2 separate regions of the Homo sapiens genome follow, and region 2 is linked to region 1. The links are chromatin loops, found by intact Hi-C in ENCODE. Cell type or tissue: HepG2. All regions are shown on one strand. Each heading gives the region's core, and the rest is flanking DNA. Links, peaks and the distances in the headings are about the cores only.

Evidence for each region. Hi-C counts contacts between places; a loop is a spot of excess contacts. Peaks named below come from ENCODE experiments on the same cell type or tissue, not always from the same donor. Only the 100,000 strongest peaks of a DNase experiment are listed, where the experiment ranks them.
Region 2: a loop joins it to region 1, with 15 times the contacts of the local background. A loop is called at or near these places in 3 of 110 quality-filtered maps.

What each region holds. Positions count from the first base shown.
Region 1 is chr13:21,471,528-21,487,172 of GRCh38, forward strand. It overlaps the pseudogene H2BP6. Among named protein-coding and RNA genes, the nearest start is that of ZDHHC20, 20 kb to the left of the region's middle. RefSeq lists a silencer at 5,781-5,830. In HepG2, for the core only: CTCF peaks have their summits at 5,675 (motif pointing left) and 7,601 (motif pointing left); DNase peaks (open chromatin) are centred at 5,664 and 7,584; H3K4me3 peaks cover 1,024 bases.
Region 2 is chr13:21,019,319-21,034,963 of GRCh38, forward strand. The region is part of intron 2 of LATS2 (large tumor suppressor kinase 2); the gene reads right to left. Among named protein-coding and RNA genes, the nearest start is that of LATS2, 34 kb to the right of the region's middle. RefSeq lists an enhancer at 14,669-15,169. In HepG2, for the core only: a CTCF peak has its summit at 3,762; a DNase peak (open chromatin) is centred at 3,243.

The sequences.
Region 1 (15,645 bases), core at 2,125-10,124:
GGATATTTTCACTAGATATGCCATCCTAAGGTAAAAATTTTTCTCCTTCAGCACATTAAATACGTTGTGCCACTCTCTCCTGGCCTGAAAAGTTTCCACTGAAAAGTCTGCTGTCAGTGGTATTGGAGCTCCATTTTATGTTTCTTTCCTCTTGCTGCTTTTAGGATCCTTTCTTTGTCTGTCCTTGACTTTCAGGAGTTTGATTATTAAATGCCTGGAGCCAAATCTGCTTGGTGTTCTATAGCCTTCTTGTTCTTGAATATTGATATCCTTCTCTAGATTTGGGAAGTTCTCTGTTATTATCCTTCTGAATAAACGTTCTACTCCTATCTTTCCCTCTACCTCCTCTTTAAGGCCAAAAACCCTTAGACTTTCCCCTTTGAGGCTATTTTCTAGATCTTATAGGTGTGCTTCATTCTTTTTTTATTGTATTTTTCTTTTGTCTCCTCTGACTATATTTTCAAATAGCCTGTCCTCAAGCTCACTAATTCTTCTGCTTGATCAATTCTGCTATCAAGAGATTCTGATGCATCCTTTAACATGTCCATTGCATTTTTCAACTCCAGAATTTCTGCTTAATTCTTTTTAATTATTTCAATTTTTTTGTTAAACGTATTTGCTAGGATTCTGACTTCCTTCTCTATGTTATTTTGAATTTCTTTGAGTTTCCTCAAATAAGCCAATTTGAATTCTGTCTGAAAGATCACATAGCTCTGTCTCTCCAGGATTAGCCCCTGGTGCCCTACTTAGTTCATTTGGTGAGGTCATGTTTTCCTGGATGATCTTGATGCTTGCAGATGTTTGTTGGTGTCTGGGCATTGAAGTGTTAGGTATTTATTGTAGTCTGCGCAGTCTGGGCTTGTTTGTACCTGGCCTTTTTTGGGAAGTCTTTTCAATTTGAAGGGACTTAAGTGTTGTGATCTAAGTTTTTGGTCACTGTAGCTGTATCTGCATTAGGAGGCATGCCAAGCCCAGTAACACTGTGGTTCTTACAAACTTGTAGAGGTATCGCCTTGGTAGTCTTGGATAAGATCCGGAAGAATTCTCTGGACTACCAGGTAGAGACTCTTGTTCTCTTCCCTTATTTTCTCCCAAACAGATGGAGTCTCTTTCTTTGTGCTGAGCTCCCTGGAGCTGGGGGAGTGGTAACACAAGCACCCCTGTGGCTACCATCACTGGGACTGTGCTGGATCAGACTTGAAGCCAGCACACCACTGGGTCTTGCCCAAGGCCTGCTGTAACCACTACCTGGCTACCCTCTATGTTTGCTCAAGGCCCTGGGGCTCTACAATTAGCAGGTAGTAAAGTCAGCCAGTCAGTCTCATGTCTTTCTCTTCAGGGTAGTGAGGTCCCCCAGACTCTGGTTGGGTCCAGAGGTGCTGTCCAGGAGCCAGGGCCTGGAGTCGAAAACCTTAGAAATTTACCTTGCACTCTATTCTACTGTGGCTAAAACCACAAGACAAAGTTCTTCCCCCTCTTTCCTCCCCTTTCCCCAGGCAGAGGAGTCTCTCCCCATGTCTACCACCACCACAGGCCCACAGGGAGTACTGTCAGTGAACAACTGCTGTTCAGTTAAGGCCCAAGGGCCGTTTACTCCGCTTATGATGAATGCTGCCAAGCCTGGGACTCACCCTTCAGGACAGTGGGCTCCCCTCTGACCCAGGGTATGTCCAGAGATGCCATCTAAGAGCCAAGGCCTGCTACTGGGGACCCATAAATCCCACGTGGTGCTCTCCCCCACTGTGACCGAGCTGGTATCTAAGCTGTAAGCTTCCCTCTCCTTTTCTCAAGCAAAAGGAGTCTCTTCTTGTAGCCACCACAGCTTTGAATATGCAGGTCACACCTGAAACCAGCATGTCTCAAGTCTCACCCAAGGCCTATGGTGTGTATTACCTGGTTACCGCTACTGATTATTCAGGGCCCAAGGGCTCTTTGGTCAGCAAGTGATGAATCCTGCCAGGACTGGGTCCTTTCCTTCAAGGCAGTGGGTTTCTTTCCGGCCCATAGTGTGTCTGGATATGTCATCTGGGAGCTGGGGCCTCACGACTCTGCCCTGTGCCCTATCCTACTGAGGCTAAGCTTACATCCAGGTTACAAAAACAAAGTTCTCTTTATTTTTCCTTCTCATCTCTTCAAGTGGAAGGAAGGGGTCTCTTTTGGAGCTGCAAGCTGTGTTGCCTGGGGTTGGGGAAGGAGTGATGCAAGCACTCCCTAAGCTTCCCTGACTGGTGTCTCACTAGGGTGGGTGTCCCCCAGGCCCACTGGCTCTAAGCCCAGCACAGCACTAGGACTTGCGTAGGAGTTGTAGTCTTTGTGGACTAGACAGACTCCTGAAAAAAGGAACAAGAAAATATTGGTCAGGTATTTTGTATAATGTCCCTTAATTTGGGTTTATCTAATGTTTTCTCATGACTAGCCTGGGATTATGGATTTTTTAAAAAATTAAGTCTGAACAAATGGGTTATGGATTTTTGAGAAGAAAACCAGAGAGGTGACATGCCTTTCCCATGTCATCGTGTCAAGATGTATTTGATAATCAATGTGACTTTTTACGGTGATATTAACCTTGATCACTTGGTTAAGATGTTGTCTTCATGTAAAGTTATCATTTTTTCCTTTTCCCTACACTATTCATTAGAAAACAGTCATTAAGTCCAGCCACACTCAAAAAGAGAGGAATTAGATTCAATTTCCTGGCTGGGCACAGCAGCTCACACCTGTAATCCCAGCACTTTGGGAGGCCGAGGCGGGCAGATCACTTGAGGTCAGAAGTTCAAGACCAGCCTGGCCAACATGGAGAAACCTGATCTCTACTAAAAATACAAAAATTAGCAGGCGTGGTGGCATGTTCCTGTAATCCCAGCTACTTGGGAGGCTGAGGCACAAGAATTGCTTGAACTCGAGAGGCAGAGCTTGCAGTGAGCCAAGATAGCACCACTGCACTCCAGCCTAGGCAACAGAATGAAACTCCATCTCAAAAACCAAAACAAAAGAGATTCCACTGCCTGAAAGAGGAATATCAAAGAATTTGTGCAATCACTGCAGTAATTAATAAGTCCTTAGGGAAGAGGCATTTTGAGGCTATGCAGAAATCCTGCTTCTCTGTGAAGTTCCCCCCGCTAATTTTTAGTACCCATCAGTGGACCTTGACTCCACAAGGTCTTTTTCTTTTTCTTTGCTGCAGGGTGGTCTAATGATCTGTTTCCTGACTACAAAATGCACCTAAAAGGGAGTTTAGAGATTTAGCTGTCATGGTGGGGTGATAAATAGATTCTCAGCCCTGATTACTATATGAGCTTCTGGTTTGGTTAGATTTTCTGTTTCTGCATTTCTCTTTTTTTTTTTGAGACGGAGTCTCGCTCTGTCGCCCAGGCTGGAGTGCAGTGGCTGATCTTGGCTCACTGCAAGCTCCGCTCCCTGGGTTCACGCCATTGTCCTGCCTCAGCCTCCGGAGTGGCTGGGAATACAGACGCCCGCCACTACGCCCGGCTAATTTTTTGTATATTCAGTAGAGATGGGGTTTCACCGTGTTAGCCAGGATGGTCTCGATCTTCTGACCTCGTGATCCACCCGCCTTGGCCTCCCAAAGTGCTGGAATTACAGGCGTGAGCCACCGCGCCCGGCTGTTTCTGCATTTCTTGAAGTTTGTCCCTCACAAAGCTTCCTGGCTATTATTCTCTGATCAGTCCAGGTATATGTTGTTGATTGTATTTAGGCTACAGGAAAAGTCTGGGCTAAGAGGCTGCCACTGAAAACATTGATTAGTGTCACAAGTCACATGGGAGGCAAGTTGTGAAATGACCAGAAAAGCAGGTTTTTAGAAAACATTATGTAGCTGCACTATCTCTGTTTCTCTATTACTGTGATATCTCTCTTAGATTACTTTGGACTGAGAACTGATGAGTTCCTGGTAAACAAAATCAGACTAGGCATGCCGTCCTAGACATTGAGAGGGGCAGATGCCAAGCTCTTGAGTGTGCGTGTGTGGGGCAGGGGGCTGCATTTAGAACAGCCTTTGTAGTCAAGTACCCAGTCTATGCTAAGTCTCTGTGTGATATAGTTAGGTATTTCTCCTATGCATGATTATTTAATTAAAGACTGTCACTTTCCTTAGATTGGAAAGTTTTTAAAGGAAGGACTATTTCTATTTTGTTTATCACCGTGAGTCCAGCACATCTTCAGGCACATAATAGGCACTATATTATATTAACTGAATGAATGAATGACAAGTAACTTGGAGTTAGAAATGTCCATGCTTTTCCTACAGTTTTCTCAACCTCCCCATAACTTCAGTCACAGAAACAGTCTTGTATTATGGTGATTATATTCTCTAGTACTTATTAGAATAGTGCTATATTTACTTACACTATTAGGTAAGAAGACAGTTGTGGATTAGCCTAAGGACTGAGTTATATTGCAGAACACAGTTAAGGATAGATTGAATTGAGGTCTAAACAACTTTAAAGCATATGGGAAAGATACAGATTGTGGAGTTGGGGATATTTGGATTCAAATCCCAGCATTACCACTTATTAGCTATGCATTGTAGAAATTAACTAATCTCCCTGAGATTCAGTTTCTCCTCCTGTAAAATAGGAATAATAGTATCTTTCTCATAGCATTTATTGTAAGGATTAGGGGAAATTCTTTGTTTTGTTTGTTTGTTTGTTTGTTTGTTTTGCTACAGAGTCTCGCTCCATCGCCCAGGCTGGAGTGCAGTGGCACAAACTTGGCTCACCTCTGCCTCCTGGATGCAATCAATTCTCCTGTCTCACCTCCCAAGTAGCTGGGACTGCAGGTGCCCGCCACCATGCCGCCCATCTAATTTTTGTGTGTTTTTTTTTAGTAGAGACGGGGTTTCAACATATCAGTCAGGCTGGTCTCGAACTCCTGACCTCAGGTGATCCATCTGCCTCGGCCTCCCAAAGTGCTGGGGTTACAGGCGTGAGCCACCACACCTGGCAGGAAATTTTATATATATGTACACATAGGTCTAAATATAGCTCATGTAAGAAATACATATGTACTTACATGTGTATATATCTGCATTTTATATATAACACATATGTATATGGAAATATTCTAATATGTATATATGCATGTCTGCTATGCCTCTACCTCCTTATCTACCTGTGTTATAAATCTGCAGTTCCTGACACATGGTCATTGTATGAGTCAGGGTCCACATTAAGTATTTCAATAGATTATTATTATTATTTTTTTTTAGGACTGGGGAAGGGGAGCTTAACAGAAAAAAAATTAATAGAAGGAGCTGGTTAAACAGGTGCTAGAAGAGTGAAGAAGCAAAGAAGAAAGTAAATGCTGGAAGCAGCTACCACTCCCTGGTCCAGGGTACTAAGAGAAGAGGCTGGGGGATTAAAATCCAGAAACTGGAAAGAAAGGCCTGCCGTTCCCAAGAGGCGCCTGGTGCCAGTGCCTGGGCGGGTGGCGGGAGCGGGGAGAGGACACAATGTGGCTGGTTCCGGGAGTGCAAAACAAAAACAAAACAAAACATAAAAAAAACCACACACACACACAAAAAAAACCAGGAGACTGGTACTAACCGCTGCCAGGATGAAGGCTGAGTACAGACACAAATAACACTGACCGGACACAGAGAGGAACGAGCCCCTTTCCCTCCTCCCGGCTTGCAGGCTCCCTCTACTGCCCCCTATCGGCAGAGCCTAGCACGTCGCCAGCAAGCAAAGGGAAACGGGTTTTGCAGGGTCTGGGACCGGCCCCATCATGACAAAGCCAAGTATGTGTGCAAGCGAGGGGATGGAACGGAGAGACAATAGCTTAGTAACTTAATTTACTCATTCGCCATTTTAACAGCTGCCTAGAATTTCATTGTACAATTAGAGCACAATTTATCCATTTTCATGGTGCTAGATATTTATGTTGTTTCTGAATTTTTATTTGAAATGATGCTACTGTGAACATTCCTTTAATTCTTTTTGGATCATAAAATTTTGGGGAAGAGCTCGCATGACATTCTGCAAAGCATAAAGGAGTTATTAATATATTTTCACCCACTATTGAATGTTTAAATATTATATAAGTCTAGGTGTGGTAAGTACTATAAGCACACTGTTTTCTCCCATTTCATCCTCTTGGCAAGAGAACTCTCCTAGAAAGAAGACTAGCACCTAGCAGAATGCTTTGAATAGAGCAGGCTTCAATAAAGATTTGACATTGATGATACTGAAGAGATAACCTGGCTAGTAACAAGATGTTGCATAGAGATTCCAAACATTAATTTCCTTCCTTGCCGAATGTAAGCAAACACAAACAGCAAGTGCTAATGGTAAATGTGGTAAAGCACTAATTTCTCTGAGTTGGTCAATATTTAGCTGAGGCATGTCAGTTCAAAGCCTCCCACAATGTTTCTCCTTCATTAAGCAAGTCATCTCTGAGATATTCTGTAATTTTCTGTATATCTTCTTTATTATATGGTTAGTTTTTCTGTTAAAGATCATGTGTGGGCTGGGCATGGTGGCTCACGCCTGTAATCCCAGCACTTTGGGAGGCCAAGGCAGGCGGATCACGAGGTCAGGAGATCAAGACCATCCTGGCCAACATGGTGAAACCCCATCTCTACTAAAAATACAAAAAATTAGCTGGGTGTGGTGGCTAGTGCCTGTAATCCCAGCTACTCGGGAGGCTGAGGCAGGAGAATCTCTTGAACCCAGGAGGTGGAGGTTGCAGTGAGCTGAGATCGCGCCATTGCACTCCAGCCTGGGTGACAGAGCGAGAGACTCTGTCTCAAAAAAAAAAAAAAAAAAAGATCATGTGTGGGCCGGGTGCAGTGTCTCACCCTGTAATCCTAGCACTTTGGGAGGCCGAAGCGGGAGGATAGATTCAAGCCAGGAGTTCGAGACCAGCCTGGGCAAAATAGCAAGAACCCCGTCTCTACAGAATAGTTTTAAAAATTAGCTGGGTGTAGTGGTGCATGCCCCTAATCCCAGCTACTTGGGAGGATGAGGTGGAAGGATCGCTTGGGCCCAGGAGTTTGAGGAACCCTCAACTTCACTCCAGCCTGGGTGGAGCAAGGCCCTGCCAAAAAAAAAAAAAAAAAAAAAAAAAAGGCCGGGTGAGGTGGCTCACGCCTGTAATCCTAGCACTTTGGCAGGCCAAGGTGGGAGGATCACTTGAGGTCAGGAGTTCAAGACCAGCCTGGCCAACATGGTGAAACCCCATCTCTAATAAAAATACAAAAATTAGCTGGGCGTGGTGGCAGGTGCCTGTAATCCCATCTACTCAGGAGGCTAAGTCAGGAGAATCGCTTTAACTGGGAGGCAGAGGTTGCAGCGAACCTAGATGGTGCCACTGCACTCCAGCCTGGGTGACAGAGTGAGACTTTGTCTCAAAAAAAAAAAAAAAGAGAGAAAGGAAGGGACGACAAAGAAAGGAATGAAGAGAGAGTGAGAGTAAGAAAGAAAGAAGGAAAGAAAGAAAGAAAAAGAAGGAAAGAAAGAAAGAAAGAAAAAGGAAGGAAGGAACAGAGGGAGGGAGGGAGGGAAAGGAAAGGAAAGTAATGCTTGGTGTATGCAAGGCAGATAAAAATTTTTTGGAAAAGCAAGGCTGCCACCTTGTGGAACATTTGTATTGAATGCTTTCACTTTAAATCAACTGTAACGCCACAAGTGATTTGCAGGATTCTTTTAATTTTTCTCAATACGAGTTTTCTCCCTGCATTTCATCATTTTGTCTCATTCATTCTATGGCATCGATGTGGTATTAGTGTCAGTTTGCACTCCAGCTTTTGAAGATATGCAGTTTCCATTAAAGAAAACTTAGTGACTCACTTTTCCTCTACCGCCTCTGTCTACGGATCTGTGTGCTTATCTGCATGGAACTCTGACTTTGAAGTCTGTCTTGTACTCCCTCAGAAAAATATCAGGAAAATGTCTTTAAAAGTCCATTAACTGTTACAATTTAGAATTAAACACCTGTCACTTCCAAGGCAGAGGTGAGAAAATGTGAAGTTAAACAAATCACAGGGGATGCCTCCTCTGAGCATGGAAACTTCTCTCCCTAACTGGCTTGAGTTAGGTTCAGCTGTTCAACATGTGCACTTGATGTTGGATCTTCTTTGGCATGATGTTGGCAGAGACATTGGAATCTAGAGAACTGTTTAAGGCATGAACCTGGCAACGTGGGCGCTGCTTTTTCTCCTTTCTTCTCCTTCCCTTGCTTATACATCACTGGGGCAGAGGTGAGGGGTGGCAGAAATATCACTTATGGGATCAGAAAATGAAAACCCAGGACTCAAAAGGCTGGCAGCTGAGGGTCTAGACGACTCCTCTCTGCTTACTTAAATCCCTACTGTCTTACCTCTTGGCCCACAATAAAAGTAAAACATGCCCCAGGGAGAGAAAAAGCAAAATATTATGAATTGAATTAAAACCGTGTACATAGCTCTTAATTTATCGCATGCTGTCAAATGTATTGGCTATAAAGGGATAAGTATGTCAAAGTCTTGGAGCCAGGCAGCCAATTTGAAAGTTCTCCTGGTTGGCCGTGGTGGCTCATGTCTGTAGTCCCACCCAGCACTTTGGGAGGCTGAGGTTTGTGGGTCACTTGAGGTCAGGAGTTTGAGACCAACTTGGCCAACATGGCAAAACCCCGTCTCTTCTAAAAATACAAAAATTAGCTGGTTGTGGTGGTGCACGCCTATAGTCCCAGCTACTTGGTAGTAGGCTGAGGCACAAGAATCGCTTGAACCTGGGAGGCAGAGGTTGCAGTGAGCCAAGATCATGCCACTGCATACTCCAGCCTGAGGAAGACTCTGTCTAAAAAAAAAAAAAAAAGAAGATTCTCCTGTGACTTTCACCCTGATCCTCTAGTGTTGAGTGTAATTTGCCCTGCGGTCCCCTGGAGTCTCCTAAGCTGGTCTTAGCCTACAGAATGGCACAGCTTAGAGTAACAATCCACTGTGTCCGCCCAGCACCCTTGCTGCCGTCTGGGAGTAGTCACGCCCATCTTTTAGAAAATGTTCCTTCCGGCCGGGCGGGGTGGCTCACGCCTGTAATCCCAGCACTTTGGGAGGCTGAGGCGGGTGGATCACTAGGTCAGGAGTTCGAGACCGTCCTGGCTAACGCGGTGAAACGCCGTCTCTACTAAAAATACAAAAAACATTTAGCCGGGCGTAGTGGCGGGCGCCTGTAGTCCCAGCTACTCCGGAGGCTGAGGCAGGAGAGTGGCGTGAACCCGGTAGGCGGAGGTTGCTGTGAGCCGAGATTGCGCCACTGCACTCCAGCCTCCAGCCTGGGCAACAAAGCGAGACTCTGTCTCAAAAAAAAAAAAAAAAAAAAGAAAGAAAGAATATGTTCCTTCCCTGCTGCCCTCCAACAGTGCAGGGACATGGCAGCTGCCGTGTTGGTATAGACCCTGCCCTCCTGGCTGCAGTGGATTGGTCTGGAATAGAACCTGGTTCAGACAGGGCAGCCAATCAGCCCCTTTCCCAGAGATTTTTGACTCTTAGGGAGAGCATAGTTAGAATTTCTCTGGTGTACATGCAGTAAAAGAGAATGAAATTGCTACCCAGATCGAAGTAGAGAAAAGCCTGGTGAGAGTTCCGAGGGCTTCAGGTCCTCAGTTGGAGTTTTCCTACGTCCCAGCTGCTCCCCTGACCTCCCCAGGTTTGACCCTGTGACACTCCTGTAGACCTTTCCTATCAACTCCTCTTTTGTCTAACCCATTTCGAGATGACTTTCTGTTGTTTCTGTCCAAGAGTCCTAATGATTACATATGGAGAAACCTGTATCAAGGTCCCAGCTTGGCCAGGAAAGATTCGAGTACCAAAGAGTATTCCTTCCCTGTAAGCAGATGATATGGAAACCAGATTATCAGAAGGTTGCTCGGAGACCGTAAAATCAGAACAAGGTGTACTAACATAATAACGTGATTAACAGCAACAGGCTCTGCTAATCTAACGTGCTCATCTTTAAATAGAAATAGATCTGTCATGAAAGGAGAATGCTTCGTTGCTAGGGCTCCCTTTATTTGGAAAGCTCTTGGATGACCACTGCATTGCTTGTTTCTGTGGCCTCTTTTCTATGCTTGCATGACTGACTCAATGCTCTTTGTGATTTATTTATTTGTTCAGGGATTCAAAAATATTTATTGGACATCTACTCTATGACAGGTGTTGTTTCAAGTTTCAAGAACACAATGGTGAATAAAGAAAAATTCCTGCTGTAGTCCCAGCTACTCGGGAAGCTAAGCCAGGAGGATTGCTTGAGCCCAGGAGGTCTGGACTAGCCTGGACAACATAGTGAGACCCTGTCTCTAAAAAGGAAAAAAATCCCTGCTTTTATGGAACTTACATTCTAATAGGATAAGCAGATATAAACAGATATACAAATATATGTATATATACACATTTTAAGTTGATGATCAAGTTCTAGTAAGAAAAACAACATAGAGAAAGAGGGTGGGGTACAATGGGGATTGGTTTGTTATGGTCTTTTTTTTTTTTCTCCTTCCAGTTTATTTATTTTTCTCTCTAAGACCAATTTACAGTCTATTAGCACTGTGTGAGCACCTGTTTCACCACATATACAAACCCCTCCAAGACTATAAGGATATCATTAGGCTTTATATCAGTGTCAGGTAGTAAACATAATTTTGTACATACTTTGCATTTTATTTCTCCTGAGGTTCAGTATTTTCCATGGGTAAACAATAAATATGTTAGAACATATTTATTCAAGATGAGACATTTGTCTCCTGGTGAGACATCTTGGTCTAATGCTGACTCTGGGGACATTTGGTTGTTGACTGTGAGGTGGCTATCTACATGTGGAGTGGAGGAGTCCTGGCCTTGGATTGAGGAGAACAAGGTCAACTTCTCACCTCACTCGTTTCTGGCTTTTGCGACCTTGGATAAGTTTAACTTTCTCTCTCCTAGGTTTAGTTTTCTTGTGTGTAAGTGCTGCCTTCTCACTGTGAGCTCACACAGCCTTTCCTCAGTGTGTGTGTGCAGAGATCTCTCTCTTCCACTTTTTTTAAATGAATTATTTAATTTGGAGGACCAAGTGCAGAATCTTCCTCTACTTATAAGGCCAAAAATCCTATCCAATTAGAAACTCATTCTAATGACCTCATTTAACCTTAATTACCTCTTACAAGTCCTGTCTAGAAATACAGTCATATTGGGGTTTAGGGCTTCAATATACGAATTTGGGGGGATGGGGAGACAATTCAGTCCATAGTAAACACTTTCTCGAAGAGTAGTTACAATGTTTATAAGAGACAATGTAGGTAAAAGTAGTTTCAGTTACCTGCAGCTAAATGCAGTTTATTATCCCTTCAGAATCCTCTGCAGAAGAGGCACCTAATAAATATTATTTATTTGGACTTAACCTAAGGTATTATTCTTTATATAGTGCCTTCCCATGGAATGATTGAAATCATGTTTATCATTTTGCAGCACAGTTTATTTCTTATAGGGTCATGGCTAATAAAAAACATGGGAAAATGACCCTCACTAATAGAGTCATTAATTTAAATAAGGAAATGTAATTTCAAATTTTTTCTTTTTGGGGGCCTATTACGTTAACAATGCTTTTAAAAATTTATTGTAAATATGAGTGTTATAAAACAGAAATTTCCACATTATGTTGGGATTATAAATTGGCATGCTCCTGAATAGCAATTTTTGGCAATGCATATTTAAGGATCTTAGATAATGTTTTTCACTTTTGATTTAGTATTTCCACTTCATGAATATCCTTAGGAAATAATATTTGAACAAAGATTTATGTACAAAGATGTGTGAGCTGTATGATCTATAATGCATAGAAATGGGAATCAATTGAAATAGTCCATAATGAAGAACTAATTACTTATCAATATATCCATAAATTATGCATCCATTAAAAATTATTTCTAAGCATATTTAGTTATCTAAATATATATATAGCATGACACCTAAGTTTATTTTATATATATGGGATACATGATGTGAGATATATGTATATATGAATGTGAATATATATGATATACATATAAAAAGAATAGGAGATACTAGGAGTTATTTTAATTTTGTCTTTATGTTTCTCATTTCATAAATTTCTATGAAGAACATTTTAATTGTTTTATACCCAGAAAAAAGAGGGGCTAGTTTTTCTTAGCCAGGTGTATATTGGTCCTTCCTTGATTGTTTAAAATACCTCCGTTTATCTTCTTCTAGGATCACTCATTTTTCATTGGTTTATTTGTAAGATGAAGCACTGTCCAGCAGTGACGACTGTTGGAAAAGATATGTCTAAAGGCTGTTGTCTCCTCTTGGCAAGTTTACTTGGAGCTGGTGTACTGGGTGACGGCCTTGGTGCCCTCCGACACGGCGTGCTTGGCCAGCTCCCCGGGCAGCAGCAGGCGCACAGCCGTCTGGATCTCCCTGGAGGTGATGATCGAGCGCTTGTTGTAATGCGCCAGGCCGGAAGACTCGCCCGCGATGCCCTCAACGATGTCATTAACGAATGGCCTTGGAAGAGATGCGGGTGTCGGGGTGGACCTGCTTCAGCAGAGTAGCTCTCCTTGCGGCTGCGCTTGCGCTTCTTGCCAACCTTCTGCGCCTTGGTCACCGCCTTCTTGGAGCCCTTCTTCAGGGAGGGAGCAGACTTGGCTGGCTCAGGCATCTTCAAACACCAGAAGTATGTCCCTGATGGTCTTTTTCACAAGGATAACTGAGTAGAGACCTGACTGATGCAGAGGGGTGAGTCCTATGAAAGACCCAGAGTTGGAAGATTATAGGCCAGGTGAACAGCAAGGCAATGACTTTGAGGCAGGAGAGAGCTTGAGGGGTTCCAGGGAAAACAAGATGGCCATAGTGGTTGAGCAAGAGTGGGAAGGAGAGAAGGTGAGGTTGGGAGTGTCAGGGGCAGGGGCAGGAAGAACCTTGAGACCTTGGTGAAGGTTTGTATTTTATTGTTATGGGAGCCTTTGAACATAACTTAAAGAAGTTATTTACTTTTTTGGTGGTTGTCCTTGAGTTTGCAGTATATGTTTATAACTAACCCATGTCTTCTTTCTTTCCTTCTTTTTTTTGGGGGAGGTGGGGTGGGATGGGGGGGGACAGGGTCTCTGCCACCCAGGCTAGAGTGCAGTAGTGCAATCACAGCTCACTGCAGCCTCAAACTCCTGGGCTCCAGCGATCCTCCTGCCTCAGCCTCTTGAGTAACTAGGGCTGTAGGTATGCATCGCTATGCCCGGCTAATTTATTTTATTTTTAATTTTTTGTAGAGATGGGGGTCCATGTCCTCTTTGAAATAACACTATACTACTTCAAGGGTATGCAGGTACTTTATACAAGAGCATTTTCTCTTTTCTTTCTTTCTCTTTCTGTCTCTCTGTCTCTCTCTTTCTCTTTCTTTGTCTTCTTTCTTTCTCTTTCTGTCTGTCTCTTTCTCTTTGTCTTCTTTCTTTCTCTTTCTTTGTCTTTCTCTTTCTTTTCTTTTCTTTCTTTTCTTTCTTTTTTTTTTGACAGAGACTCACTCTGTCACCCAGGCTGGAGTGCAGTAGTGCAATCTCAGCTCACTGCAACCTCCACCTCCCGGGTTCAAGTGATTTTCCTGCCTCAGCCTCCTGAGTAGCTGGGATTACAGGCATAACCCATCACGCCTGGCTAATTTTTGTATTTTTAGTAGAGACGGGGTGTTTCCCCATGTTGGTCAGGCTGGTCTTGAACTCTTGACCTCAAGTGATCCTCCCGCTTTGGCCTCCCAAAGTGCTGGGATTACAGGCATGAGCCACCATGTCAGGGCCCTCTGGAGGTTTTTTTTTTTTTTTTTTTTTTTTTTTGAGACAGAGTGTTGCTCTGGTTGCGCAGGCTGGAGTGCAATGGCATGATCTCAACCAACTAACTGCAACCTCCACCTCCCAGGTTCAAGCTATTCTCCTGCCTCAGCCTCCCATGTAGCTGGAATTATAGGCATGTGCCACCATGCTCGGCTAATTTTGTACTTTTAGTAGAGACGGGGTTTCTCCATGTTGGTCAGGCTGGTCTCGAACTCCCCACCTCAGGTGATCCATCCACCTTGGCCTCCCAAAGTTCTGGGATTACAGGCGTGAGCCACCACACCCAGCCTGGAGTTTTTAACTCTCAAACTTGTCCGTAAGGAGCCTCTGTCAATACATTAAATCACAGTTTAGGTTTTCTTTATTTCCTTCCATCTTTGAATTTCATTTGTTCTTTTTCTGGTTCCTTAAGGTGTAAAGTTGTTGATTTGAGATTATTGTTCTTTTTAAATGTAAACATTTATAGCTATTAATTTCTGTCTTAAGGCTGGACGCGATGGCTCATGCCTGTAATCCCAGCACTTGAGGCCAAGGTGGGCGGATCACCTGAGGTCAGGAGTTTGAGACCAGCCTGGCCAACATGGTGAAACCCTATCTCTACTAATAATACAAAAATTAGCCAGGATGGTGGCAGGCGCCTGTAATCCCAGCTACTTAGGAGGCTGAGGCAGGAGAATTGCTTGAACCCGGGAGGCAGAGGTTGCAGTGAGCCGATATCGTGCCATTACACTCCAGCCTGGGGGACAAGAGCAAGACTTCATCCCCCCCAAAAAAAAAAATTTCCCTCTTTAGCACTGCTTTCACTGCATCTCATAGTTTTGCTGTTGTGTTTTCATTTTTATTTGTCTCAACGTATGTTCTCATTTCCCTTTTCTTTGAGGCATTGGTTGTTTGAGTGGGTTGTTAATTTCCACATATTTGTGGCCCAGTGGCTTTTATATATACTTATGAAGTTACCTTTAGTAGTATTTTTTTTTCTTCTGTCTTTGAATTACTGTCTATTGTCTTTTCATTTCAGTCTGAAGCACTCCGTTTAGCATTTCTTGTAGGGCAGTACTGGTAATAAGACTCAGTCTTTTAAATCTGGATATATCTTAATTTCTCCTTCATTCTTGAATGATAGTTTTGCTGTATATAGAGTTCTCGGTTGACAGTCTTTTTCTTTCAAGACTTTAAATATGTCATCCAGTGCCTTTTGGCCTCCATGGTTTCTAGTGGAAGATAAACTGTCATTCTTAATGAAGGTCTCTTGTACATGCATGAGTCACTTTTTTTTTTTTTTTTTTTTTTCCACGGAGTCTTGCTCTGTCGCCCAGGCTGGACTGCAGTGGTGTGATCTTGGCTCACTGCAAGCTCTGCCTCCAGGTTCTGGCCATTCTCCTGCCTCAGCCTCCTGAGTAGCTGGGACTACAGGTGACCGCCACCACGCCCAGCTAATTTTTTGTATTTTCAGTAGAGATGGGGTTTCACCGTGTTAGCCAGGATGGTCTCAATCTCCTGACCTCATGATCCGCCCACCTCAGCCTCCCAAAGTGCTGGGATTACAGGCATGAGCCACCGCACCTGGCCGCATGAGTCACTTCTACCTGATGCTTTCAAAATTATCTTTTTGTCTATGGGAGTTGATAATTTGACTATATGTCTCAGTGTGTATCTCTTCAAAGTTTTCCTGCTTGGAGTTCATTGAGCTTCTTAGATGTATATATTCATGTTTTTAATCAGATTTGGGAAGTTGTCAGCTATTATTTCTTCAAATTTTTTGCTGCTCCTTTCTCTATGTCTTCTCCTTCTGGGATTCCTATAATGTGTATTTGGTATGCTTGATGAGGTCCCATAGGT
Region 2 (15,645 bases), core at 1-8,000, 450 kb before region 1:
ATTATTATTATTATTATTATTATTTGAGACAGAGTTTCACTCTTGTAGCCCACGCTGGAGTGCAGTGGCGCAATCTCAGCTCACTGCAACCTCTGCCTCCCGGGTTCAAGCGATTCTCCTGCCTCAGCCTCCCAAGTAGCTGGAACTACAGGTGCACGCCACCACGCCCAGCTAATTTTTTTTTTTTTGTATTTTTGTATTTTTAGTAGAGACAGGGTTTCACCATGTTGGCCAGGCTGGTCTCGAACTCCTGACCTCAGGTGATCTGCCTGCCTCAGCCTCCCAAAGTGCTGGGATTATAGGTGTGAGCCACCGCATCCAGCTGGATTTGTTATTATTTTTAATCTCTCAAAAAAAAAAAAAAAAAAAAGGCGGCTGGGCGTGGTGGCTCATGCCTGTAATCCTAGCACTTTGGGAGGCCGAAGCGGGTGGATCACCTGAGGTCAGGAGTTCGAGACCAGCCTGGCCAACATGGCAAAACCCCATCTCTACTAAAAATACAAAAATTAGCTGGGGGTGGTGGTGCACTCCTGTAATCCCAGCTACTCGGGAGGCTGAGGAAGGAGAATTGCTTGAACCCAGGAGGTGGAGTTCGCAGTGAGCTGAGATCGTGCCACTGCACCCCAGCCTGCGTAACAGGAGTGAGACTCCATCTAAAAAAAAAAAAAAAAAGCCCTAAACTCATTTGTCTTCTCATTGGCATACTTTTCTAGAGAACAGGGAACACATTTTCATGCAAATGGCTCCCCACTTTACGAAAGTGGTTGAAGGAGAGTGGATGTACATCCTTTCCTTTCTAGACAGCTCCTAAAGTCAGTCAGTTCACATAAAATATACCTGAAAACACACCAATTCCCACTGTGACATAGGGAAGCCTGGCAAGATTCTTCATCAAAGCAAGGAGCTTCTGACGTGAGCAAGTCTAGCTCTCCACTACATCAGCCAAGTGAATATCTGAAAGTACACGCCCCCTTTCAGAGCTTGCACGAACAATTCTATTATTATCCTATTATTTGCCATTAAAAGTAATGACAAAAACCTCAATTGCTTTTGCACCAACCTAATACAACCAGAAAGAAAGCCAAAGCCTCACCGCACTGCCTCTAGGCACAGGGCAATTTACCCAGGAAAGTTAGGCCAGGAAGTAAACTTTTGTAACCAAAATAGCATTTTTAATTTACAAGACCTTACATCTACTTACTAAGGAAATGTTAAGGGAAAAAAATCACATTAATTCCTCTCGAGTACAGCTAGATGGCCATAAATGTTGTCCTGCTTAAAACACAGGACTTCAGACTGCCTGCATGTAGTCAGAATTCCTGCCATCCATCAAACAGCCAGGCCAGGTCTGCCTCTCTCCATGTAGGGACACTGTCCAGGGGCTAAAAGGTTGAAAATGGCTTTTTTCCACTAGGAAGGCTGTGGGGACATAAGCTGACAACTACCCTACATGGAACAGGCAACCCCGTCATGCAAGCAGGCCTCTCTCCCAAAGGCACCTCCATCCCTGCTGTCATGTGGCACAGATGAGCACACCTACTACGTCACAATGCAGTGTAGCCACGCCAGACTGGACCAAGGACACACTCTTAGCCTTCTCTTCTCTCCAAATTCACTTTATTATCTTTAAGCCACACATCCGTGGTTGGGAAGGTGTCCTTGATTCTTCAAAAATCAAAAGGCATCTCCTGATATGCTGTCTGGGATTTATTTTAAGAGTCTGAGAGGAAGAGAGGTGGGAGGGTTATAGATGAAACAAGACAGGCCGTGTGTGGGTCACTGTCAAAACTGGTCAGTGAGTATCTAGGAGTTCATTATTTCATTGTTTACTTGTGAATATGTTAAACATTTTCCATAATTAAAAGCTTTCTTGGTCAGGTGCAGTGGCTCACACCTGTAATCCCAGCACTTTGGGAGGCTGATGCAGGTGGATCACTTGAGGTCAGGAGTTCAAGACCAGCCTGGCTAACATGGTGAAACCCTGTCTCTACTAAAAATAGGAAAATTAGACGGGTGTGGTGGTGCGTGCCTGTAATCCCAATTATTCAGGAGTCTCAGGCAGGAGAGCTGCTTGAACCTGGGAAGCAGAGGTTGTAGTGAACTGGGATTGTGCCACTGCACTCCAGAGCCCGGGCAGCAGAGTGAGACTCTGTCTCAAAAAAAAAAAAAAAAAAAAAAAAAAAAAAGCTTTGTAAAAGGCATTTCTGATATGCACGTTTAAGTTTCTGGAGAAAACAAAACCCTTTGCCAAGTTCTTACTCCAGTGTGTTTAAATTTCACATTGTTAAGACGTTCAGGTTTCTTGTCAGCATTGCTCAAAGCTGCCCATGGTCAGCAGCTTAATTTTTGAAGAATTGAGGACACCTTCCCAACCACTGATGTGTGGCTTAAAGATAATGAAGTGAATCTGCAGAGAACAGCGAGGCTAAGAGCATGCCCTTGGTCCAGTCTGTTGTGAACAGTGCTGCTCCTGGGGTCCACACTGCAGTTATGCACTGTAGCCCTCACAGAGCCCCAGGGCACCTTTCACAGTGCCACAGAGACCAGTTCTGTCACCAAGCAGCACAGGGTGAAAGCTCCTCAGACTTCTCAAGCTGTTCTGACAGAGAAAAACCAAAAATCTTTACTTAGACTATCTGTTTCCACACTTTCTTCGTTAGAGGAGCTGATTTTTTTTTTGTGACTGAACTGAAAGTATAGTGGGCCCTGGGTGAAATAGAAAGATGAAATAGGAGAAAAGACTATTTTCGTGGGTTCTCAAACTTGTGGAGGAGCTCTGAAAAATACCAATGCCCAGAATCCACCCTGGACCAATTAAATCAGAACTTCTAACAGATGTGTATGTATGCCTGTGTGTGCATACATGTGTACATGTGTGCAACTACGTAAGTGTGTGAATATGTGCATGCATGTGTGCCTATGTGTGTGGACGTATGCATATGTGCGTGTGCATGTATTTGTATGTGCATGTGTGTGTGAGTGTGCATGTGTGTGAATATCTGTATATGCCTAAGTGCATGTACTGAGTCAGGACTGAGAACCATTGCTCAAGGCCATGCATGCACCTAGATGGCCTCAAGTTCCTCAAACACAACCCCCACTAGCCCCGAAAGCCTAAAATCCCTGACATCTCACTTTTGTACTGCACGGTTAGAAGGTTCTTCCTGTATCCTGCAAAGATTGGTCCAGGTGGACCTTGGACCCACTGGCCCTTGTTCTAACCACGCAAAACACACCTTGTCCCTCATTCAAAATGTTTGAAAAGATCAAATGAACTGTACCAAAGTCAGAGGAAAGCTTTTTGTTTATTGTCAGAGTGCTTTTAGGAATCCCGCGTTTACTGCCTGAGCCACAGAAATGTAATACTGAAGGGGGAGAGAGATGAGGACTATGAAGCAAACACACACAAGGCCAATTTAGATATGAGAGTGGGGATTTATGTGTTTTTATAATACTGGAGTGGGTATAAACAGAGCTATCCACCCTGCGAGAGAATAAAAGATCCTCATTATGTTCATAAAGGGATTTTGCAGATTATTTCCTGCTTTAAAGGAAATAATCATGTTTCCTAGAACACATCTATAATCTTCATCATATACAAATAAGCAATAGACTCCCCTTCTTCACTCTCCAGCTGGACGCTTGGGCAAGGGTGTTTTGATTTTCTCTGATTAGCCAGGAAAGGGGGTGTGGGGGAAGCCACCCTCACCCTCTAGTCCAGCCCAGCAATCCCACTGCATGCACCTGCAGAGCCCCAGGGGGGCAGTGTCGCTCGAGCCGGGGACTCCTTTCCAAAGATCGCTCCCGGCATCCATAGCGCTGCATCGAGGGCTCCGGGCTCCGAGGGCTCCGAAGGCCGGGGAGTGGGACCAGCTCCCACACAGGAGACGCAGCTCAGGGCTTCTACATTTCTAGGAATGCTAAAAACCCAATTTTCTTAATTCCTTTTTTTTTTTCTTTTTAGAGATAGGGTCTCACTACGTCCCATCCTCCTGCCTCAGTCTCCTGACACACTGGGACCACAGGCGCTCGCCCCCTCTCCAGGCCCAATTTTCAGTGTGAAAGCTCTTGGTTCTTAAAAGTTGGAAAGACATTTTTAAAAAACTTGTAAGACACCGTGTGGGTAGAATAGAACCCAACTGCAAGTACACGGACCCCTGCACTTCCCGTCCTTGGCCTCTGTTCTCGAGGCGGGGCCAGGACTCTCCACGCTGCCGGAGAGCCCAGACAGTGTCTGAGATTGATGGTCAATAACACAGCAAGGTCTTAGGATTTCAAAAGGATGGGAGGGAGGTCCACCAAATGACACATTTTCTATGACTGGCTTTAAAAAAAAAAAAAAAAAAAAAAAAAAAAAAAAAAAAACAAACCTCGGCCGGGCGCAGTGGCTGACGCCTGTAATTCCAGCACTTTGGGAGGCTGAGCCGCGTGGATCACCTGAGGTCGGGAATTCAAGACCAGCCTGACCAACCTGGAGAAACCCCGTCTCTACTAAAAATACAAAATTAGCTGGGCATGGTGGCGCATGCCTATAATTTCAGCTATTCAGGAGGCTGAGGCAGGAGAATCGCTTGAACCCAGGAGGCAGAGGTAGCAGGGAGACGAGATCGCACCATTGCACTCCAGCCTGGGCAACAAGAGTGAAACTCCCTCTCAAGAAAAAACAAAACAAAACACAACTCAGGGGGCTTTGGAAAACAAGCAGGCATCCTCGGGAAGGGCCCCCCAGGGAGTTTACAGACCTTCCCCAGAAAGGTTAAAGTGTCTCGCTGTGCAAAAAAAAAAAAAAAAAAAAAAGAAAAAGAAAAAACAGCTTGAAAAATAACAGGAATGGGCCGGGCATAGTGGCTCACACTTGTAATCCAGACACTTTGGGAGGCTGAGGGGGAGGGATCACTTGAGGTCAGGAGTTCAAGACCAGCCTGGCCAACATGGTGAAACCCATCTCTACTAAAAATAAAAAAAAATTAGCTGGGTGTGGTAGCACATGCCTGGTAATCCCAACTACTGAGGAGACTGAGGCAGGAGAATTGTTTGAACCTGGGAGGCGGAGGTTGCAGTGAGCCGAGATCGCGCCACTGTACCCCAGCCTGGGCGACAGAGTGAGACTCTGAATGATAATAATAATAAATGATAATAAATAATATAAAAGTTAACCCTTTTTAGGTTGGCTGGACTTTCAGTGGGGTTCAGTGGCGGTTCTCGCCAGGGCATATCTAAAAGTTGAGTATGGCCCTGCGGGAGCTCTTCCTGCATAGCGCCTCACGGATGACATCTCACTTTGACGGTCATCACTGACCAGCACCGTGCTGTCCCACAGAAATGTAACTCGAGCCACATGTGGAATTTTCCATTGTCTTATACCCACATTAAAAAAAAAAAAAAAAGTACTGATGTTAAAAGATGTATATTTCAACCCAATACATCCAAATATTAACATTTCAACAAGTAAGCAATGTTAGAAATACTGACATTTTATATTCTCTTTTTTGCACTATGTCTTCCAAATCGGGTGTGTATCCTATACTCACTGCACACCTCAATTGAGATGAGCCCCATCTCAAGGCCTCCAAAGCCACGCATGGCCTGGGGCTGTCCCCACAGGCTCAGCCAGGCCCAGAGACACGCACATTTATGTACAGCCCTGCAGACCAGGCTTCCCCCATAACTTTTTGCCTGGTTTTGTTTTTTGATTCATTGATTTTTATATATTTAACAGGTTACTATCAATTATAATCAGTATTCCTTTATGGCTGATCTACTACTTGCTACTCCCATGAAGTCTGTAAGACACCTTTAATGAGGTATAATTTATGGTCACGGGGCCAGGTGCGGTGGCTCACCTGAGGTCAGGAGCTCGAGACCAGCTTGGCCAACATGGCGAAACCCCGTCTCTACTAAAAAAAAAAAAAAAAATACAAAAATTAGACGGGTATGGTGGCAAGCACCTATAATCCCAGCTACTAGGGAGGCTGAGGCAGGAGAATCGCTTGAACCCGGGAGGCAGAGGTTGCAATGAGCCAAGATCATGCCACTGCACTCCAGCCTGGGCGACAAGAGTGAGACTCCGTCTCCAAAAAAAAAAAAAAAAAAAAATTATGGTCATGAGTGAGGAAGAGTTTCTGGTTGGCACCTGAGGGGGTCGGACACGGACATGGGATCATTTTCTGGAAGACCTGTGGAGGGTTTCTTGAAAGGAACAGTACCAGCTTATTCAATAACTCTACCTTTTGGTGTCATGCAGGATGGATCACTTAGGTTTTATTCCTCTTCATGACACGTGAGGTAGTATGCTATGAAACTCTGTCTCATCGTCATTAGGTCTGCACTCATTGACCCAGACAGGTTCAGATCTTGCCTGACACTGCTCACAACATTATTTGGACATACTAAATGTATGCTGGTCAGCTGGTTCATACATGGTGAGGTCTCCTGTCCTCTGCACGGAGGAGGAAGTGAAATTATTGCTGTGACCCCTCAGTGTTCCAGGCTAGAAAAAAGCAGAGCTGTGGAGATGCTACTGATGGCCATACGGCCCTGTACGTCTGGGTTGATTTTTTCACCAACCGTGACTCTCTGACTAGGACTAGATTAGGGACCCCTGTTATAAGGTTTGTTTAAAGTACAGCCTGGTTTTGGCCTTGATTTTGCCTGATGTTTTGCAAGAGACTCTCCACCCAAGACCTAGCCTGACCATCTTTAAGCCACCTCTGAAAGCACTGGCCATAAAGAGGGCTGCCCATGAAATCAACACCAATCCCTGGAATACCCATCGGATGCCCCACCCTCCTCTAGGCATAAGAAAGAAGAGAAGGAAACGAATTATTTGCATCCACTGTAACTGGACCGTTCAAGTATGAAAGATGTATACACCAGTAAAATCACCATCACACCAAAGATACAGAATATTTCCATCAATCCCCAAATTTTCTTAGTGCCCCTTTATAGTACTCCCTCCCTCCACCCCACCCTAAGTAACTAATTATCCACTTTTTGTCACTATGAGTTAACCATTCTCTAAACTACTAAATAAATAAAACTGTGCAGTATGTACTTTTTGTGTTCAGCATCTTTCGTGCAGCATGATTTTGAAGCCCATTGATGCTGTTGTATAAGTGGTCCCTCGGGTTTCTTTGTTTTGGTTGGTAGCATTCTATTGTAGGGATGTGCCAAAATTCATCCATTCAACTGTTGATGGACACTGGGGTTGTTTAGTTTTTTGCTATTACAAATAAAACTACTATAAATATTTGTGTACAAGTCTTTTTGTAGACATGTTTTCATTTCTCTTAAGTAGATATATAGGAGAGGAATGACTGAGACATACGGTAGGTATGTTTGACTTAAATTGTTTTGCCCTGGCACCATAGCTCATGCCTATAATCCCAGCACTTTGGAAGACAGAGGCAAGAGGATTGTTTGAGCCCAGGAGATGGAGACCAGCCTAGGTAACATAGCAAAACCTCATGTCAATTTTTAATTTAAAAAACATTAGTAAATAAACTGCTTTACAATTCTATGTGAATTTTAAGAAAATTCCAATTGCTGTACATTCTCACCACTACTTAGTATTATCAGACCTTTATACTTTAGCCTTTCTAATGAGTATATAGTAGTATCTCATTGTGGTTTTAATTTGCATTTCTCTGATGATGAATGATGTTGCTTATCTTTTCATGTGCTTATTTGACATTCCTCTATATTTTTGTGAAGTGTCTACTCAAATCTTTTGCCCATTTTTAAAGGTTTGCCTTTTTATTATTGAATTCTAGTTCTTTATATATTCCAAATGTGAGTCCATTGTCAGATATATGTATCAGTAATATTTTTTCTCATTCTGTGGATTGAGTTTTGTTGTTTTAATGTCCTCTAAAGAGTAAAGACTTTTCATTTTGTAAACATCCAATCTACCAGTTTTCCTTTTACGTCCCATGAATTTTGTGTTGGATCTAAGAGATCTTTGCCTTTCTCAAGGTTGCAAGATTTTATCCTATGCTTTTTTCCCCAAAGTTTTTAGCTGTTTTATATTTAGTTCTACAATCCATTTTGACTTAATTTTTGTGAATGGTGTGAGGTCAGAGTAAATGTTAATTTTGACTCATCAGACTATCCAATTGTCTCAGCACCATTTGCTGAAAAAACAAACAAAAACCCTCAACCTCCGCCCTTTTCCTCATTGAATTTTCATGGTACTTGTGTTGAAAATCAATTGTAGTAAGTCCCATGTAAGTGTGGGTCTATTTTTGTACTCTGTTCCACTACCTGTCTATCTAGTCTTATGCCAATGCCACACTGTCTTGCTTAGCTTTAGAGACTACCCACAATAGTCTGGTCCAAAGTCAGGTCTAGCAGTTTTGAAAGTAAGGTAGTTTAAGGACTCTACCTGTGTTCTTTTTTAAAACATTGCTTTTGCTATTCTAGGTACTTTGCAGTGCCATATGAATTCACAATCAGCTTGTCAATTTCAATTAAAAAAAATAAATAAACCTGCTGAGATTGTATTTGGATTCTGCTGGATCCACAGATAACTGTGAGAACTGCCGTCTTAACAGTATTGAGTCTTCTGATCTGTGAACATACTCTCTCCATTTATTTATTTATTAATTTTTTATTTTTTATTATTATTATACTTTTAAGTTTTAGGGTACATGTGCACAATGTGCCGGTTAGTTACATATGTATACATGTGCCATGCTGGTGTGCTGCACCCATTAACTCGTCATTTAGCATTAGGTATATCTCCTAATGCTATCCCTCCCCCTTCCCCCACCCCACAACAGTCCCCAGAGTGTGATGTTCTCCTTCCTGTGTCCATGTGTTCTCATTGTTCAATTCCCATCTATGAGTGAGAACATGCGGTGTTTGGTTTTTTGTCCTTGCGATAGTTTCCTGAGAATGATGATTTCCAATTTCATCCATGTCCTTACAAAGGACATGAACTCATCATTTTTTATGGCTGCATAGTATTCCATGGTGTATATGTGCCACATTTTCTTAATCCAGTCTATCATTGTTGGACATTTGGGTTGGTTCCAAGTCTTTGCTATTGTGAATAGTGCCGCAATAAACATATGTGTGCATGTGTCTTTATAGCAGCATGATTTATAGTCCTTTGGGTATATACCCAGTAATTTATTTTGATATTTAATGTGATCAGCAATGCTTTGCAGTTTTAAGTGTACAGATCTTGCACATATTTTGTTAAATTTATCCCTAAGTATTTTGTATTTCTAAATACTACTGTAAATGAAACTGCATCTTAAATTTCAATTTTCTGGAGTCTCGTTCTGTCACCAGGCTGGAGTGCAGTAGCGCGATCTTGACTCACCGCAACCTCCGCCTCCCGGGTTCAAGCAATTCTCCTGCCTCAACCTCCCAATTAGCTGGGATTACAGGCATGCACCACCACGCCCTGCTAATTTTTGTATTTTAGTAGAGACGGGATTTCACCATGTTGGCCAGGATGATCTCGATCTCTTGACCTTGTGATCCACCCGCCTTGGCCTCCCAGAGTACTGAGATTACAGGTGTGAGCCACCGTACCCGGCCAAATTTCAACTTTCAAGTGTTCATTGCTAGTTCACAAAAAAACTACTGATTTTTGCATACTGACCTTGTATCCTGTGACCATGCTAAATTATTAGAGGAAATTATTAGTTCTGGTAACTTTTAAAAATAGATTCCTTAAGGTGTTCTATAAAAAGGATCATGTCAAATGCAAATTGTTATACTTCTTTTCCAATCTGTGTACTTTTATTTCTTTTTTCTTTCCTTACTGCACTAGCTAGGACCTCCAACAGAAGATGAAAGAGGACATCACACTGTATTACTAATCTTAGAGGCAAGTTATTTGGTTTTTCACCATTACATGTTGATGTTACCTGTGGATTTTACAGAGGTACCCCTCAGCAAGTTGAGGAAGTTGCCTTTTATTCCTAGTTTGGTGATAGCTTTTGGTACAAATGGCTGGTGGATTTTTCTGAAATGCTTACTCTATCTATTGAGATGATGAAATGGTTTTATTCTTTATTTTGTTGATATGATTAATTATATTGATTTTCTAATGTTTAACCTTGTATATCTGGGATATATCCCAGTTGATCCTGATGTATCATCTTCTTACCAAATGCCATTTACTAATATTTTGGTAAGGATGTTTGGATTTATATTGCATTTATAAAAGATATTGGAATGTCGGGTGCGGTGGCTCATGCCTGTAATCCCAGGACTTTGGGAGGCCAAGGCAGGCGTATCACGAGGTCAGGAGTTCGAGACCAGCCTGGCCAATATGGTGAAACCCCATTGCTACTAAAAATACAAAAATTAGCCGGGTGTGGTGGTGCACACCTGTAGTCCCAGCTACTCGGAAAGCTGAGGCAGGAGAATCACTTGAACCCGGGAGGCAGAGGTTGCAGTGGGCCAAGATTGCACCACTGCACTGTGGCCTGGGCAACAGAGCGACACTCTGTCTCAAAAAAGAAAAAAAAAGATATTGGGGATGGGCGTAGTGGCTCACGCCTGTAATCCCAGCACTTTGGGAAGCCAGGGTGGGTGGATCATGAGGTCAGGAGATGGCAGGCAGGTCATCTGAGGTCAGGGGTTCAAGACCAGCCTGGCCAACATGGTGAAACCCTGTCTCTACTAAAAATACAAAACTTAGCAGGGCATGGTGGCATGCACCTGTAATCCCAGCTACTCAGGAGGCTGACTCAGGAGAATTGCTTGAACCTGGGAGGGGGAGGTTGGACTGAGCTGAGATTGAGTCACTGCACCCCAGCCTGGCAAAAGAGCTAGACTCTACTTCAAAAAAAAAAAGGAAAAAAGAAATCCACCCCCATGGTCTAATCATCTCCCACCATGCCCTACACCCTATCTCCAACACTGGGGATTACATTTCAACATGAAATTTGGGTGGGGACAAATATCCAAACTATATCAACAATCTACTTAAATGTTAATTTTGAGTTACACTAGAAAAGGAACTCTGCTGGCCGGGCGTGGTGGCTCACACCTGTAATCCCAGCACTTTGGGAGGCCGACACGGGTGGATCACGAGGTCAGGAGATCGAGACCATCCTGGCCAACACGGTGAAACCCCGTCTCTACTAAAAATGCACAAAATTAGCCAGCCGTGGTGGCGGGCGCCTGTAGTCCCAGCTACTCGGCAGGCTGAGGCAGGAGAATGGCGTGAACCTGGGAAGCGGAGCTTGCAGCGAGCTGAGATCACACCACTGCACTCCAGCCTGGGCGACAAGAGTGAGAGACTCCGTCTCAAAAAAAAAAAAAAAAAAAAGAAAAAAAAAAAGAAAAAGAACTCTACAATAATATATTTCCATTTAACTCCCCCAACTCATAGTGTTGTATATCAGATCTATAGGTATGATAAACCTATCAATAAAGTATTGTTTTTACTTTAAATATTGATGTCTTTTAAAGAGATTACAAGAAAGAAAATAAAAAATAAATTAGTATTTTATACTTATTGATATCTACTGTTTCTAGTGCTCTTCATTCCTTCCTGTATATCCTTTAGCATTTTTCCCCCCATACACCCACCCCTTTAATATTTCTTTTAATACAGGTCCCCTGGTAACAAATTTTCTCAGATTTTTGTTCCCCCGGAAATGTCTTTACGACACTTTCATTTCAGAAAGACAGTTTGCTAGATATAAAATTCTCGGTGTATTTTTTTCTTCAGCACTTTGTGTCATTTCAATATATGCAGCATTTATACTGTCTAATGAGAAGTCAGCTTTTAATCTTATCTTTCTTCTGTATGTAACATCATTTTTCTCTGGGTGCTTTCAAGATTTTGTCTTTATCTTTGGCTTTCATTAGCTTAAATATGATAGGCCTAGGAGTTGTTTCCTCTGTGTTCATCCTGCTCTTGGTTTATTAAGCTTCTTAGATCTGTACATGAATGCTTTTCACCACATTTGAGAAGTTTTTAGCTATTACTGTGTCAAATGTTTAGGTATTTCCTTTCTATTCTTGGATTTCAATTTCACATATACTGGACAACCTCATATCATCCCACAAGTCACTGAGATTTCTGTTCAATTTTTTTCTATGATTTTTGGATTGGGTAATTTCTACTAATTTATATTTCAGTTTACTGGTTCTTTCTACTGCCGTACCTAATGTTATGTTGAGACCATGTAGCCAATAAAAATTTTTTCACCTATTTTGCTTTTCAGTTTAGAGTTTCCATTTTTGTAGTTTCCATTTCTCTGTAAAGATTTCCTGTCTGGGGCTGGGTGTGGTGGCTCATGCCTGTAATTCCAGCACTTTGGGAAGTTGGGGAGGGGGAGCATGGGATCACTTGAGCCTAGGAGTTCGAGACCAGCCTGGGCAAAATAGTGAGACCCTGTCTCTATAAAAAAGTTAAAAAGTGAGCTGAGCGTGGCGAAGTGTGCCTGTAGTCACAGCCACTTCAGAAGCTGAGATGGGAGGATTGCTTGAGCCCGGGAAGGCTGCAGTGAGCTGTGATGGCACCCACTGCACTCCGGCCTGGGTGACAGAGCAAGACCTCGACTAAAAAAAAATTTTCTGTCTGTGCATCACTAACCCTGTATTTTCTCTTAATTCTGACACATTTCCCTTTCATTGTCTGAATATATTTGTAATAGCTTTTTAAAAATTGTTTAAAAAACTAACAAAATTTGTCATTTTAACCATTTCATGATAGCTGTTTAAATGTGCTGTCTGGTAAAGCCAACATCTGGTTCCTCCTGGTGCTATTGACTGCCTTAGTTCCTAAGGGTTTCACTTTCCGTTTTCTTACCATGTGCAGTAATGATGGATAAAAACAATACTGTTGATAATACGTTGCAGCAACACTGCATTCTAATGGGTTAGGTACTCTGTTTTATAGGTAAGAGCTATGTGCTGCAATTTGACTAAATTCACATACAAACTGATTTCTACTCTGTTCTTATGGCTTACCACTTTTTATTTTATTTTTTGAGACAGAGTCTCGCTCTGTCACCCAGGCTGGAGTGCAATGGCGCGATCTTGGCTCACTGCAACCTCTGCCTCCCCCGGGTTCAAGCAATTCTCCTGCCTGAGCCTCCTGAGTAGCTGGGATTATGGCGCCCACCACCACGTCTGGCTAATTTTTGTATTTTTAGTAGAGACGGGTTTTCGCCATGTTGGCCAGGCTGGTCTGGAACTCCTGGCCTCAAGCAATCGCCCACCTCAGCCTCCCAAAGTGCTGGGATTATAGGGGTGAGCCACTGCACCCAGCCTTTTTTTTTCGTTCTTTTTTAAGCCCATCAGCTATCATTAGTATTAGTGCATTTTATGTGTGGTCCAAGACAATTCTTCTTCTAATGTGGCCCAGGGAAAAGATTGGACACCCCTAAATAATCCCTAAGACCCTGAGAGGCCTACCATGGTTCCCTGGATGGTACCGACACAAATGGGAATTCAGAAAAGAAAGAACTTAGCGGGCACTGGGATGAATGGCCGTAGAAGGCCACAAGGATGGGTCGTGGAAGTGGGACTCGAAGGGTGGACCACGGCTGGCTGGGGAATGCACTTCAGGGGGCGACAGCATGAGCGAACCCAGTGTGGGAGAAAACCTCATAGCCTGGTGGCAGGGGAGGTGCAGAGGGCAGACCCAATGAGAACAGGAAGGCTGGGCCGGTACAAGAAATAAGTGGAGATCAGATTGGAAGAGGATGGTGAAGACAGTGGCTACCAAGACACTTGCCATTCAGGAAAAGTCCACCCGGGGAATTACTGGGTCAGGGAGAATCCAGGTATAGTAGAGCAGGGTGTTAGCAGCAAAGACACTTAAGAGAAAAAAAAAAAATAGCAGGCCACCGGAGAAAGTACTCATTAACAGAAAGACTGGAAGTGGAGCCTAGAGCCAAAGACAATGTAAGCTAGGAACCTTTGTTAGACCAGACCTGGTTGAGAAAGAAAGAGAAACAGGGAGGATGGGAGAGAATAGGGGGTAGAGGGGCGAGAGAACACACGCTCCTGGTGTAGAGGAAAGAATTTGGAAACTACCAAGGAAATCCTGAAAGGAGGAGTCAGCTGAGTCCCTGCTGACTTGGTTTCTCTTTCTACTGTGACCTCAGACAGAGAGGTAGAGATGTGCACGGGAAGACTGGAAACAAACACACCGAGTTCAATACAGAAATACCCAGTCACAGGGTGGGGCTTCTTACTCTAACAGTTCCAGCCTAAAATGCCAGAAAAATAGTGGAAACACCAAAGCAGGAGAGTTGAATTAAGCCACTTGGCATGGAGAAGGTGACAGACACACACGGTATCGCTGAAGGCTCTTGTAAGCGTCTCCAAGGTTGACAGACGGCACAGAGTACAATTTGTTCCACTACACTTGGCCACATTCTTGGGCCTACTAGATGCCAAATGCCACTAGCTTTACAACAGCTCTCTGCTGACTAACAGCTTTTATAAGCCAAATGAAGTTGCTTCCAATTTACATTAAATGTGTACTTCTTGGCTGGAGAAATTTGTCACTGTTAATCATTTACTTTTGTACAAAACAACCTTTATTTCTATTACATGATTAATAATTCTTCTAATGTCATAACCACCCAAATATATATCAAAACCACAAGGACACACACATTCCACAAGTTTGAGCAAATCTTCTCCATGTGATTTCTGTGGGACAGGGGACCAGTCGCACCCAGGCTGGTAGGACAACGATCTTATTATTAAGTAAAGCACGTCACAGCACCAGGAAGCCCAGCTCTCCAGCAACTTTACAAGTTTCTGAGCACTAATGACACATGGCATTGTGGTCAGACTGCCACCTCTGCATACCAACCACGGGCCAGTTACTTTACATTCTTTCTGGTCAGCGGGAAAACTCATAACATAGGAGCAATTATCATCCCAAGTGTGTGGATGAGGACTCCTGAGGCTCAGAAGGTGCATGGTATGCCCTGGTTGACACAGCCAAGGTGACACATGGCTACACTATGGCTTTCTAACCAAGGTCCAGCTTCCCTTTCTTCCTTACTGACAGTGCCCAGTTGCATTGGGGTGGCCACGTGCCCAGGTGAAGTACACATTTCCAAGGCTGCTTAAACCCCCATGACCAAGTAACTGGGTCCTGACCGGGGAGGTGTTGGGGAAGCTCCTTGACAAAAGAGCCAGAGCCAGAGCCGGCACGTCCTTCCCTGGCTCAGACCTGGAACACCACTGCAGAGGTGCCGTCTGGTGCACGCCAAGACGGAGTCACTTGCTAAGGGTGGCAGATAGAGAGAGAAGGTGCCTATTCCTGATGACACTGTGGACTGCCGTGCCACCACAGCCTGCTCATCTTCAGCATCCTTCTTACTCTGCCTCTGGGGGTTAGGCCTCTGCAGTGGGATCAGCTACCAGTAGCTTGATTTAGTGCTTGTCTGCTTCTGACACCTGGGGCCGCTGCCGAGCCTACACAGCTAGGCTCGTTGCTGGGGGAGGATACAGAGGGGAGAAGAATTTCCTGCCGTTTCCCACAGTACAGGAAAGTCATCAAGAACTCTTAGGAAAAAAAAGGCATCCGCTAACAAATAAGTCAATTATAGAAGATTACAAATTGTAAAAATTTAACTATGAAAAAAATCTCCCCTCTAAATACACTACTACAAAATATATCTAAGATGGGGCTGAGCACAGTGG